2 separate regions of the Homo sapiens genome follow, and region 2 is linked to region 1. A link is a loop called in an ENCODE intact Hi-C map of the cell type or tissue named here. Cell type or tissue: dorsolateral prefrontal cortex. All regions are shown on one strand. Links, peaks and the distances in the headings refer to the core of each region. The heading gives the core; the rest is flanking DNA.

The links. A loop is a pair of places that touch in the nucleus more often than their neighbours do. Peaks named below come from ENCODE experiments on the same cell type or tissue, not always from the same donor. Only the 100,000 strongest peaks of a DNase experiment are listed, where the experiment ranks them.
Region 2: a loop joins it to region 1, with 8 times the contacts of the local background. A loop is called at or near these places in 2 of 110 quality-filtered maps.

The regions. Positions count from the first base shown.
Region 1 is chr9:78,126,544-78,132,916 of GRCh38, forward strand. No RefSeq gene overlaps it. Among named protein-coding and RNA genes, the nearest start is that of GNAQ, 98 kb to the left of the region's middle. In dorsolateral prefrontal cortex, for the core only: CTCF peaks have their summits at 1,008 and 3,638; DNase peaks (open chromatin) are centred at 868, 1,293 and 3,688; H3K4me3 peaks cover 446 bases; H3K27ac peaks cover 5,000 bases.
Region 2 is chr9:77,768,728-77,775,100 of GRCh38, forward strand. The region is part of intron 5 of GNAQ (G protein subunit alpha q); the gene reads right to left. Among named protein-coding and RNA genes, the nearest start is that of GNA14, 120 kb to the left of the region's middle. In dorsolateral prefrontal cortex, for the core only: no CTCF peak of the experiment used is centred there; no DNase peak of the experiment used is centred there; H3K4me3 peaks cover 1,509 bases; H3K27ac peaks cover 3,971 bases.

The DNA of each region.
Region 1 (6,373 bases), core at 528-5,527:
GAGATGATACATTTATTCCAAGGATACTGCCATTGCTCAAAATATGTTTCTGGCAAGAGTAGAAGCAGGAAAATCAGTTAGGGGACTACTTTCAATAATCCAGGAAAAATATGATGGTGATGGCTTTGATATGACCAGGTGGTAGCAGAAGAGGTGGTGAGAAGTGATTGGGTTCTAGATACAATTTGAACATAGAATCAATGGGTCAAGATCACGTTACAAGTCACATATGGAAACCAGGCTCAGTATTTAAGAGAGTCCACTTCTTTAAAAAAAAAATTTTTTTATCACATACATCATTTACTAGTCCTAGGATCATATGACATTTGGCTACTAAAGAACTCAAATTTCTCCCTGAAAAGTGAAACTCAGAAGCATTGAAGACATTCATAGGCTCTGAATGCAATTCCCTATATGATGAAAGAACAATTCTGGTTTTTACAGAGAACATTTTTATATTTGTGTGATTTAATTCTCACAGGAATTCTCTGCAGTTTGTGTTATTAACCCCATTTTTCAGATGAAGTAAATGAGGTTCGGAGAGGTGAACAAATTTCCTCAAGAGCCTCCAGCTGCAGAGGGGGAGGATTTAAATCCAGGCTGGCTCATGAATTTCCTTCATGATCAAGAGGTGTTGGGAAAAAACTTACATGCTTCCAAGAGAACATTCATTTGGGGCATTTCAGTTATGTCTTATTTTTAGCGTTCTTTCTACTTCATGCTCCCATTTCATGAGCACAACTCCTCTGGATGGTCAGACCCCTGCAGCAAATATAAGGTGTAGCCAAGATGTCTGGGCCAGTTCTGTTTTCCTACAGCTCAGGCTGAGACTGGAGCTTCTGTCCAATGGCTGAGGCCCTGGTCAGGTGGTGCAGTTGCTCCTCCAGACACTGTTTCAGTGTTGCAGGGGAGACCATTGCCATTGCCATGGGGATTTGATGCTTTCCAGTACCATGCAGCCAGCATTGTCTCCCAAACAAGAAACCATTGTTTGAGTAGAAATAGAGGGTGTTTCTCACTGGGGATTTAGGCTCAAATAAGGATCCACACTTCAACAATGCCTCCTTTTGTACTGAATGATTTATTTTTTTCAGGCTTATTTGACTTTTTTTCAAATCAAATCATAACTCATAACAATTGTCTTTCCTATAGTGTTTCTTAAGAACTGTTGGTATGTGTTCCTGGGTGTTACACACTCATGGAATCAACATCTCATAGCACATTTATATTAAGGCTCCATGTTGTCCTGGGCAGACTTGGATTTCCATGGCAGGCTGGTGCAGGGGGCAGACAGGCCACGGGGTCAGAAGAGATGATGATGGGTGGGAACCAGCATTTACGGTGAGCTCCTTATGTGGCAGGCACTTTAGATACACTGTTTTACTTGGTCCTCACAGTCACCTCAGCAGATATAATCCAAGTTTTACAAATAAGGAATGTAATTAGGTAAAGGGAGCAAGATCACACAGCTGATGAGAGCAGAATCTGGGATCGGTTCCCAGGTCTCATTCCAAACCTGTTCTCTTTCCATTTCCTGTTCCATAATCCCTTGCTGATCTTTCTAAACTTCAGTTTTGTCAAACAAGCCAGGTGGTTGAAAGTACACACGAGATGATGCACGTGAACACCTCTAACACAGTGTGTGTCACATAATAGATGTTCAATAAAAATAAAATTTTCTCCTTTTTCCTTTTTTGTACCATTCCATCTTCCCCTTTTGATTTTTCTTTCTCTTTTCCTTCTCTATCATATTCTTCCAACTCCTGCTTTCTTTTTTCTTCTTTTACCCCTTTCTCTTCAGAAAAATAAATTCTAGAGATCTCATTCCCAATGGCAATAGAGACTTAAAAACAATCCCCTAGAACTATGCAAGGTCTGCATGAAGAAAACTATAAAATCTTATTGAAGATATAAAAGAAGACATGAAAAGACAGAAAGCTATATATGTTTCCAGATGAAAGAGTCAATATTCCTAAGATGTCACCTTTTCAAATTAATCCATAAATTCAATTCAATCCTAATAAAAATCTTAACAAGAGATTTATAGAATTTGAAAAGCTGATTTTAGAGTTCAAAAGAGAGAATACCTCAGAACAAGCAACAAAATTTACCAAAAAAAAGGAAAACAAGGAAAAACCTGACTTTTCAGTTATCAAAATATACAAAGCTTATATTAATTAAGCAGTATTTTATTGGCTCAGAATAAAGACATGGACAAATGGAACCAAAAAGGACAATTCAGGAACAAAGCTATGCATAAAGGAACATTTAGAATATAAAAAGATAGCATTTCAACTTAGGGAAACCCTGTCTCTACAAAAAATACAAAATTAGCTGGGTGTGGTGGCTCGCACCTGTAGTCCCAGCTACTTGGGAGGCTGAGAGGGGAGGATCACTTAAGACTGGGAGGTCAAGGCTGAAGTGAGCCATGATCATGTGGCTGCACTCCAGCCTGGGCGACAGAGTGAGACTGTGTCTCAAACAAACAAACAACAGTAAAAAACCCACACACAATATTGAGAACGTTGTAGATTCTGAAAAAAAAATTAGATACCTATATCACACCATAAGCAAAAATCCAAATGGATTAAATTCTAAACATCAAATAAAAAAAAACAGCAGAAAGGAACCAGAGTAAGATATTGCACATCAGTTTTGATAATTTTGGGGGTTGATAAAGGCTGTCCGAAGAAAGACACAAATTCCAGGAGCCATTGATAAAAGACCAACAGATTACATGCCAAAAAAAAAAAAAATGAAAAGACCTGCATGACAAAAGACATCAAAATAGAAGGTACCAGTGAAAGTCTTTGTAGTATATAGAAAACCAAATATAATATACAAAATATACTAAAGGCACCTGAAATTATCATGAAAAGATATAAAATATAAAATTAGCATAAGAGACAAAGAGACAATTCACAAAAAAATAAGAAATAAAATATGAAAAGATGTTTAATTTCAAAAGTGACAAAGAAAACGCAAAATAAACAGTGAGATATACTTTATTACCAACTAATCAGTTCGTTAAAAATTCAATAGATTGCTACCAGTATCATCAGGTGGAAATGGGCAGTTTCACACACAGCTTCCAAGGGTGTAAATCAGTACAAGCTTTTTTTAATAATTTAGAAATATCTATCCAAATTTAAAACAAGCATATCCTTCAAGTCCTTAAATTCCATTTCTAAGAATTTTAAATATTCACACATGTTTATAAAGTAAATAAACATGGATGATCATTGCAGCTTTATCTTTAGTAAAGAAAAATAAGAGTGGGACAGAAATTTGTCTCAATCAGGAAATGGCTAAATGAATTATCGCTTATTTATATTATGGAATACTGTATTGAAAGTAATACAGTATTGAAAAAAATTATTTTAAAAATGAGGTAATTTCTATTGACTATGGAACAGGATTCCAAGACATATGTCAAGTGAAAAAAAGCAAAAATTAAGTACTATGGCCAAAGAGTACTTAGTTTTCTACTCTCTATGTTTCACATTATTTATATTATTTATGACAAGCGCATTTTGCTGTATGAATAAGAATAAAAGGAATCTTTCTTAATAGGATCCAGGAACCATAGCGGTGTTATGACTGTTGTCATGGGTCCAGTAAGCTTTCCTAGGGGGCGCCTATGGGCTAAAAGAGATCCTTGGCAATGCCCTTCCTCCCAAGGCAGGGGTGGGTCAGAGGCACTGAGGGCAGGAGGCTGCCAGCCAAAGAGAACAAAGCTGAGCCAATGCTAGCACAAGAGAGGAGTGTGGAGTCATAGCTTCGCCTCGACTCCCTCTTTTATATTCTAGCTACCAGCAAGATATTTGAGATTCAGCTTAAGCAAGAGTCGCTTACTTAATTCCCTCTTCTGCTTTGGGCTTCAGTGGAAGTCCTTCCAGCAATGAGAACTGCTTAGCCACAATCCAACAATAAGGCATCTATTTTCTATTTCTTGGTAAATTCCCTCCTGTAGCAGGAGAAAAATAACATTAGGTCTCTTTCTCTTCCTTCCTCTCTCCAAAACTTTCATTCTTGTTTAGGTGAAACATTTAGAAGAAAAAACAAAACTTTAAATGTAGTTTTTTTTTGGTAATATATACAAAGATATATATATGGAGAACATATATTAGACTTTGCATCTAACACCATTTTTCCTGGCAATATTTCTTCAGAAAATCAAAAAGAAAACTGTTTATCATTATTCATAACAAAGTCGTTATTCTCCTACAACAGTTCTTTGGATAGGTATTCTAAATTATTTTGCACTGTTTATGCACTTTTTTCAAAATGTTTCTCTTCTGATTAGGTTTTCTGGCTTCTAATTAATTTGCACTATTTTCACATTTTTTCAGATGCATATATTGATCTAAGATTCCACATAATAGCAAGCTGGAACTAAAACTGTAAGTGATCAGAAAAATATGAAAGCAGGAGAAATAATCCTGCATGTACCAAAGAACAATCAAAGTATTGTACATGAGCACTGCATGCAGAATAAACTGTGGTCTGGAAATCAAGAGACTTTGCCATCCTTCAGGTCATTCTGTGTGACCTTGGACAAGTGTGTGGCCTCTTGAATATTTTACAGAAACATGAGTTTCTTGATCTGTAAATTAAGTGGATTGGGGGATAAGATTTTTAAACTCCTTTCCACTGATAAGATTCAAAGACTTCCACTGATTATTGGGAATGTAGAATAATTCACAGATAGAACTTAGCAACAACAATAGCAACAACATCAACAACATTAACAGCTCCCATTAAATAAGGATTTATGGCTAGGCGCAGTGGTTCGTGCCTGTAATCCCAGGACTTTGGGAGGCTGAGGCGGGCAGATTGCTTGAGCCCAGGAGTTCAAGATGAGCCTGGGCAACGTGGAGAAACCCCGTCTTTACAAAAAATACAAAAATTATATGGGCGTGGTAATGCGTGCCTGTAGTCCTAGCTACTAGGGAGGCTGAAGTGGGAGGATGGCTTGAGCTCAGGAGGTCGAGGCTGCAGTGAGCCATGATCATGCCACTGAACTCAAGCCTGGGCAACAGAACGAGATCCTGTCTCAAAAGAAAAAAAAAAAAAAAGCACTTAGTCCCTGCCAGGAGCTGTCTGTTTTTTATGTATTATCTTCTCCGATTCTTATAACAACTACTTGAAGTAGAGATTATTTCTTCCATCACGTAGATGAAAAAACTGAGGCTAAGAGAGAGTAAATAACTTTTCCTAGGGCCCACAACTAAAAGTGGGGAGGCTGGATTTGAATCCAGGTCTAATTTTGAGGTTTGTGCTTTTAATACAAGACCAATTCATAACCTTTGGTACATGGAATTCTGGGGGCTATCTTCGCATTATACCATTGCTGCTGTTGGGTAGGGTAGCAAAGGAGAGGAGACAGATAGACAAGAGGCCGTTAAGAGTTCTTTTTGTTTCAGAAAATGAATATAACTAAAAGCTTCTTCCACTCCCTAGAATAGTCAGTTGTGGTGGGCCAATGAATTTCTATACCATGTTGGAAATTTATAGCTGTGAGGGCATTCTGAAAATTTCCACTAGACAAGAAGTGATTTGAGCAGCCTAAGACAGATGAATCTCCCAGTTGAGGCTTAGAACAGACAGCTCCAGATCTGGCTTTCTGGCTAGCCTGGATGCCAGTGATTCACTCATTGTGTGATTAAGTGGCAGGCTTATGTTTCTAGAGCTAATGATTCTAAAGCTTTCTGTGGTATTAAACTAACACACATAAAAAAACTAAAGGCAATTAGAAGCAATCAAAACATTTGGAAAGTAAGATTCAATTTCTGCATTTGCTAAACTCTTCATCAAGAAAATCAGTAAATTTTTTTTAAAAGCCATGAACATGATACACAGAAAATTAAAAAAGCAATCAGTTTTAAAATGTACATGCGCTTTCCAGAATGCTTAGGACACTTAGGACTGAGCCATTTTTCACTTGTCTTATTTTGCTGCATTTATTCAGACATGTGAACACTCTCTTGAATAACATTCCTCTTTCAATTTTGACAGATGAATGGGTATGTAACTCCTCAAGTGCCAGAAAAACCCTTAGAAGCATCAAAGAATAAAAGCCACACTGAAATATTTATACAAGAATTTCCAGCAAATAGTAGTGGGCAGGCTTCCCTTATTCGGGCTTAGGTGTGTATGATGTTTGAAAAATCTGTTAAGTCACTTTTGACCAGGTCAGTCTCAACGTTTGTCAATGTACCATCTCATTTGGCCTCTAAGAACCTACACAGTGATATAGAAGACAGGATAGGAAGTTATCTTTCCATCCAGGAAACCATTTGACTTCTTCAGTTAGCACTTTCACTTTCATTTTTCTCAGGGCAAAATTCAATACCTTTTAGAATACAAAGTA
Region 2 (6,373 bases), core at 908-5,907, 360 kb before region 1:
GGAGTCCTAAAGCAACCTGGTGGATTTTGAAGCTTGGAGAGACCTCTCGGTTAGCAGTAGTCTTAGACTGGGCTACTGAAGATGTTCCAGGGCACTCTTGGTGTTGGCATCATAAAGATTTCTCCTGTAACATTATTTATGACTCCAAAATGTTCTGAGTGGAGTTTCTGACTGAGTAGTAAATTCTGAATAAACTCACTCTGATAACAAAGTAGAATGAGATGGCTAGCACTGAGAATTCCTTAATTCTGCCAGTGATATGCAGACACCAATAAAAAGGAGGAACTGTGTTGCCTGGGAAGACAGAGGGCAAGGTAAACCTTTGCTCCTTGAACCCCACTGAAGTAGCACCTCATGTTAGACAGCTAAACAACTGTTAGAAAAACAAATCGGCCTGGTGCGGTGACTGCTGCCTGTAATTCCAGCACTTTGGGAGGTTAAGATGGGTGGATTACTTGAGGTCAGGAGTTTGAGACAAGCCTGGCCAACATGGTGAATCCCCATCTCTACCAAAACATAAAAATATTAGCCAGGGGTGGTGGCATGCGCCTGTAATCCCAACTACTTGGGAGGCTGAGGTGGGAGGATCACTTGAACCTGGGAAATGGAGGTTGCAGTGAGCTGAGAGATTGCGCCACTGCACTCCAGCCTGGGTGACAGCACAAGACTACCTTAAAAAAAAAAAAAAGGAAGAAGAACTAATCTGCCAAACATTATTGAAAGGGTGGGCACAGCTGCTGGAGGAAGGAAATGGGAACTGCAAACTCCATTCAATATTCACATAATTCTGTAACACAGGCAGGAAGAAGGTGAGGTAAGAATGCACGTGTTTCTTATCTACTGAGACTATGCTACTCGGTTGAAAAGAAAACGAATGCAGACTGTAATAATTCCAACAAGAATGACCCTTTTCTTTAGTAGAAAAAGACAAGAACTCTTTTTTTTTTTTTTTTTTGGGATGGAGTCTCGCTCTGTCACCCAGGCTGGAGTGCAGTGGCGCGATCTCCGCTCACTGCAAGCTCTGCCTCCTGGGTTCATGCCATTCTCCTGCCTCAGCCTCCCAAGTAGCTGCGACTACACGCGCCCGCCACAATGTCTGGCTAATTCTTTTTGTATTTTTAGTAGAGACAGGGTTTCACTGTGTTAGCCAGGATGGTCTCGATCTCCTGACCTCGTGATCTGCCCGCCTCTGCCTCCCAAAGTGCTGGGATTACAGACGTGAGCCACCGCGCCTGGCCAAGACAAGAACTCTTAGTGGGGATTGTGTATTTGGGTAATGAAATAACAACAAGTAGCAGCTTTTCCTCATAATGATGCACACTAGTGAATGGTACTGAATAATTAGTGAAATGATTGGTATAACTTGAGAAATTTCAGGTTTGAGAATTTAGCATATGGTCTAGGATATTAAGAATTCTAAATGAATTTCAGGGTTTCGAGGGTTATATGTATGTGTATATAATTCAACAAAGTTAGGTTTACAATTATAGGGTTTTTTCTCTGTGGATAAGAGGAGAAAGAACACAACATGTAATGATGAACATTTATTCAGTCTGATAATCAACAGAAATTGTATCCAATTAGATGCTGGTTAGTTTATAATGTGCCCAGTGCTTGCAGGATTTGTGGAAAGACAGGTAAAGGCTTCACTTCCCATCCCAAGACCCCAAAAAACACAATCTTAGCTGAAACCAGAAAACTCGAGGCCAGTGCCTGCCAGAATAAAAAACAACAACAAAACACAGGGAGCTTATTATTAGTGTCAACAACAGGCCTTTGTCGGAAAAGATCCTCCCACTAGTGTTTTCTCGTTACTGTCTTTCCCTTCGGAAGCAGCTCTACTTCTATGTGAACTAGCATCTGAAATTCCAACCTGTGAATCATTTAGTCAGATGGCTCGGACTGCCCTAAATTACCTCAAACATTTTATAAGCTTTTCCTCTTGGCTTAACCAGTCCCAGAGCAAGAACTCGGGCAAGAACTTGCTATTCAGTGGGAGGAAAATTGAACATCATGGACCTCTGGTCACTTTAGTGAGTGCTGAATTAAAACAAAACAAAAAGATTGTATATGTTTTGTATCTGTGCCACAGGAATTCTTAATGAGCACCAGGCGATTTGGAAATTTAATCACAAAGCAAAGATAACACTGCTTAAGATTTTTATTTTTCAGATCATGAAAAATAAAACATTTTTCATTTTCTGAAAAAAATAAAACATTTTTCATTTTCTGAAAAATATTTTCAGATCATGAAAAATAAAACATTTCACCCAGTTCTTACATAGTTTTTAGTAAGTCGGTTTTTGGAGGTTAAGTGGGTCTATCCATTATCCCAGTTCAATGGGCAACCCTAAGATGAGAAGAGGAGGAATCACTGGTATCACTAACACCTACTTTAGAAACTCAGTTTAATGAACACATAACCTGAATGCAAGCTCTTTTAAATTCTATGCTATCTCTTTCCTTTTAGTAAGTTGACAGTCTATTTAAGGGATGTGGGGGCCATAAGGGGATGGGAGAAGTGGGGCATATATTAAACTATAAGTTTGGGCTGCCATGGATTCAATGATTAGTTCTGAATGCCCTCATTGGGCACATCAGCCTGGTACCACTGGGGAAGTGAGGCAGGAAATCAGCTGCTAATTAGAGTATATATTAACATGCTGCAAATTAATCAGGAAGAGCACGTTTAGTGTCATTTTCTAAAAGAGAATTAAAATTAAGAGGCATCAGGTGAAACTAAATTTAACAGAAAATGAGAGATATATTCCTCCTGTTAAGTATCACGTGCTCTGTGAGCACAGGCGAAGACAAGGATGTCTGCAGCTCTCTGGGTATGGGAAAAAAATGATTCTGGACTACCAATCTCTCATTTTAGTGTTTAGTGGACAGGACTGGCTACAGAATCTGCAGGTCCCAGTGCAAAATAAAAATGTGGGGTCCTTGTTTAAGATGGCCACAGACAGAAGAGTATTAAACCAAGTGCAGGGCCCTGTGGAACTGCATGAGGTTGCATGTCTGTGAAGCTGGCCCTGTTAGTGGAAGAAATGTTGCATACTGAAACATACAAATTGAGCTGAATTTATGGCTATGGTTGTTTCTGAAAATTACTTTACCTTAAATTGTGTCACAGAAAGGGGGAAAAACAGCAACCACCCACCTGGACTCTCCAATCAAAAACAACAAAAAAAAACCCACCCTGGAAGGCTGAGGAGCCAGCTAATTCCCATCTGCTGCTGTGTGCCACTCTGCATTCACCCTTCCGCCCAATGCCTGGACTGGAGTGAAGAATAAGATCCTAGTAGCAAGCAGATTACCTTCCCATTGACAACAGTAGTTTACAATTGAAGAGCACTGTACGGTGTAGACCTGTAAACTTTAAAAATTATGACCCATATTAACAACTATGTTTTATATTGTACCTAGTCCCCCAACCCACACACATGTAAATATAATGGAAACGAAAGTTTCATGAAACAATAATTCACCTGACTGTGATATCCTTTAACATTTTCTATTCAATTTCATTTAAATGTATTTATTTCACTTTTTTAAAGATGCTGCTCATGACCCCATCATATGGAATTCACTGCCCAATAATGGTCCCAATTCACTGCTGTGCGGAAACTCCCAGGTTGGAAAAGATTGGTACCTGGCCATTGTTTTTCTCCACCAAGTGTGCTCTGCTCCCTGCCCCCAATCTTCCTGGAATACATTCTGCCTCTGACCACTGGGGTCAATATTAATTTACACTGAGACAAACCTAGTACTACATCCCCTTTCGGTGGGATTTTCCATTTTGGAGTGGAATAGAAACTCCCTTTTCTCTTGGGTTGCAAGGCTGAGCAGGTACAATTCAGGACTGTTTGAGGAGAAACAAAACAAAAATCAGAAGAGAGAAAGAGATTCCCAACCAAACTCCTGGTTCAAGGTACTAATAAAGCATCTTCACCCTGGTTCTTCCTGGTTACGTCAGCTAGTCTGTGAGAATTTTTGTCTTTTTTCAACAACAAAGCCATGACTAATACAAACACTGTAATAGAACATGTAAACAGATAACAAATATATGTTATAGATCAAGGGTGTCCAATCTCTTGACTTCCCTGGGCCACAATGGAAGAGAAGGAACTGTCTTGGGCCACATGTAAAATACGCTAATGCTAAAGATAGCTGATGAGCTAAACAAAAACAAAAAAACCACAGAAACACGCCAAAAAAAATCTCATGTTTTAAGAAAGTTTACAAATTTGTGTTGGGCTGCATTCAAAGCCGTCCTGGGCCACGTGAGGCCCACAGGCTATGGGTTGGACAAGCTTGTTATAAATATTAGTAGCTGTATCTTAAAAATATTGTTTTCAGTCCCTTTTTTTGGGCATGTTAAACCTTTTCATTCTCTTATTGTAAAAGAAATTTTCTTAAACCAAAGCTTCTTTATTTTTCAGCACTTACACAAATAATACTTTTCCCCATATTTTAATCTTATTTAACAAATAATGATTAAGCTTATGACTCTGGCTGTGAGGCATAAATGTCAAATCAAAGAGTTCTCTTAAGACAGAATTAGCCATAGATGATAATGTTTCCAAATGAAAGTTATAACACTAACTTAGCACCAACAGTAATAACAGTACCTTAAAATTGATAGTATGAACTATAATTTACTGAACATCTGTGTGTTCCAGGAAGTTTGTATGTTATCTATTTTAATAATCCTCACAGCGCTTTAAGAGTAATGATATCCTCATTCTTCACATTATGAGGGAGGCACAGTGATATTAACTTGTGCAAGATTAACCAGCCTGAAATGAGTGAAGCTGTGATTTAATCCAAGATAGTCTGATTCTATTTCCCTGTTGTCTCTTCAGGGACTGCCTTGGATTTGTACCTCACAGTTGACTAATGTTCCACAAAAGACACTACACTTTTTTCTTGTTCCCATTTTAAAGTGACGATTCACATTATATTCATTGGCAATTCAAAAATATGCTGCTTTTCTTCATAGGTTCCCGTGTGAAAACATGTTAGAGATGTTACTGTAGGAGATTTAACTGAGGCAGAATAAGACCTGAAGAATGGCACATATATTATACTGCCCCTGGATCTTAATCTAGGCTCTCTGAAGAACATTTCACGAAATCCAGACCCTTTATTAATTATTGAGCTTGGTGTCCCAACCAAAGTGATATTATAGAATAACAAAGCCACAGCAAATGATTTAAAGTTTTATAAAATGTAGGTTCCCTGCTAAAAGACAAATTCTTCTTCTTCTTTTTTTTTTTTAAAAAGGAAGACTCAGATGGTACTCAAGAAAGACCTCAGCTGGTTAAATTTGGCCACCAAAGTGGTCCACATTCCTCTGGCTTTGAGACCACAGCATTTTCATTTGATTATCTACATTGTAGAGCATATAGTTATTTTAAGCTTTACACTCTCTGCATTTGTTCCATCTAAGATGAAGGAACAAGTGTGGAGATAAATCTTGGTGTCATAAAACTATCTCCTTTATTTCAATGAACTCTTTAATTTGTATTACTTCTAAAAGATGTATCAGTTTTGAAGATATTTTCAATAAATTGACAGAAAATGGATGTTAGAACTAATACTGCTACGTTTGCTAAGCTTCTCGGACCAGACATTTGTACTTAATTTCTCCATTTGCTTGTAACTGCATCTTATCTTTCTGAAACCAATCAGAAAAAGAGAAAGCTGCCTAAAATGCCTTTTAAAAAAATAAAAGAAAAGAAAAAATAGAGAGACAGGTTCTTGCTCTGTCACCCAGGCTGGAGTGTAGTGGCACAATCATAGCTCACTGCAGCCTCAAACTCCTGGGCTCAAGTGACCCTCTGGCTTTGGCCTCCCTAGTAGCTAAGACTACAGGTGTGTACCACATGCCCAGCAAATTTCTTTATATTTTTTGTAGAGACAGGGTCTCACTCTGTTGTCCAGGTTGGACTCCAACTCCTAGCCTGAAGTCATCTTTCTGCCTTGGCCTCCAAAAGTGCTGGCATTACAGGTTTGAGCCACCATGCCCAGCTCAGCTTACTTTTATTTTATTAGATTTTAATCTTTAAGATTTCTTATCTTTTAAGATAATCATTATTTCTTTAATCCATGTAAAATGGATTGTTCATGTAAAAATTTAAAAATGCAGGTAAGTAAAATAAATAAAACATAAAAACAAAATGACCTTTACCCCAACTATTCAGAAATAATCCCTGCTAACAGTCTGAATTAATCTTCCAGGCATATATGTATGCACCTATAATAAATATCTGTATTATATGTCTTTAAAAATCAGATGCATGCTGTACGTGCTGTTTTGAAATTATTTACATCAATATATCATGAGCGACTTTCTGTCCAATATTAATTA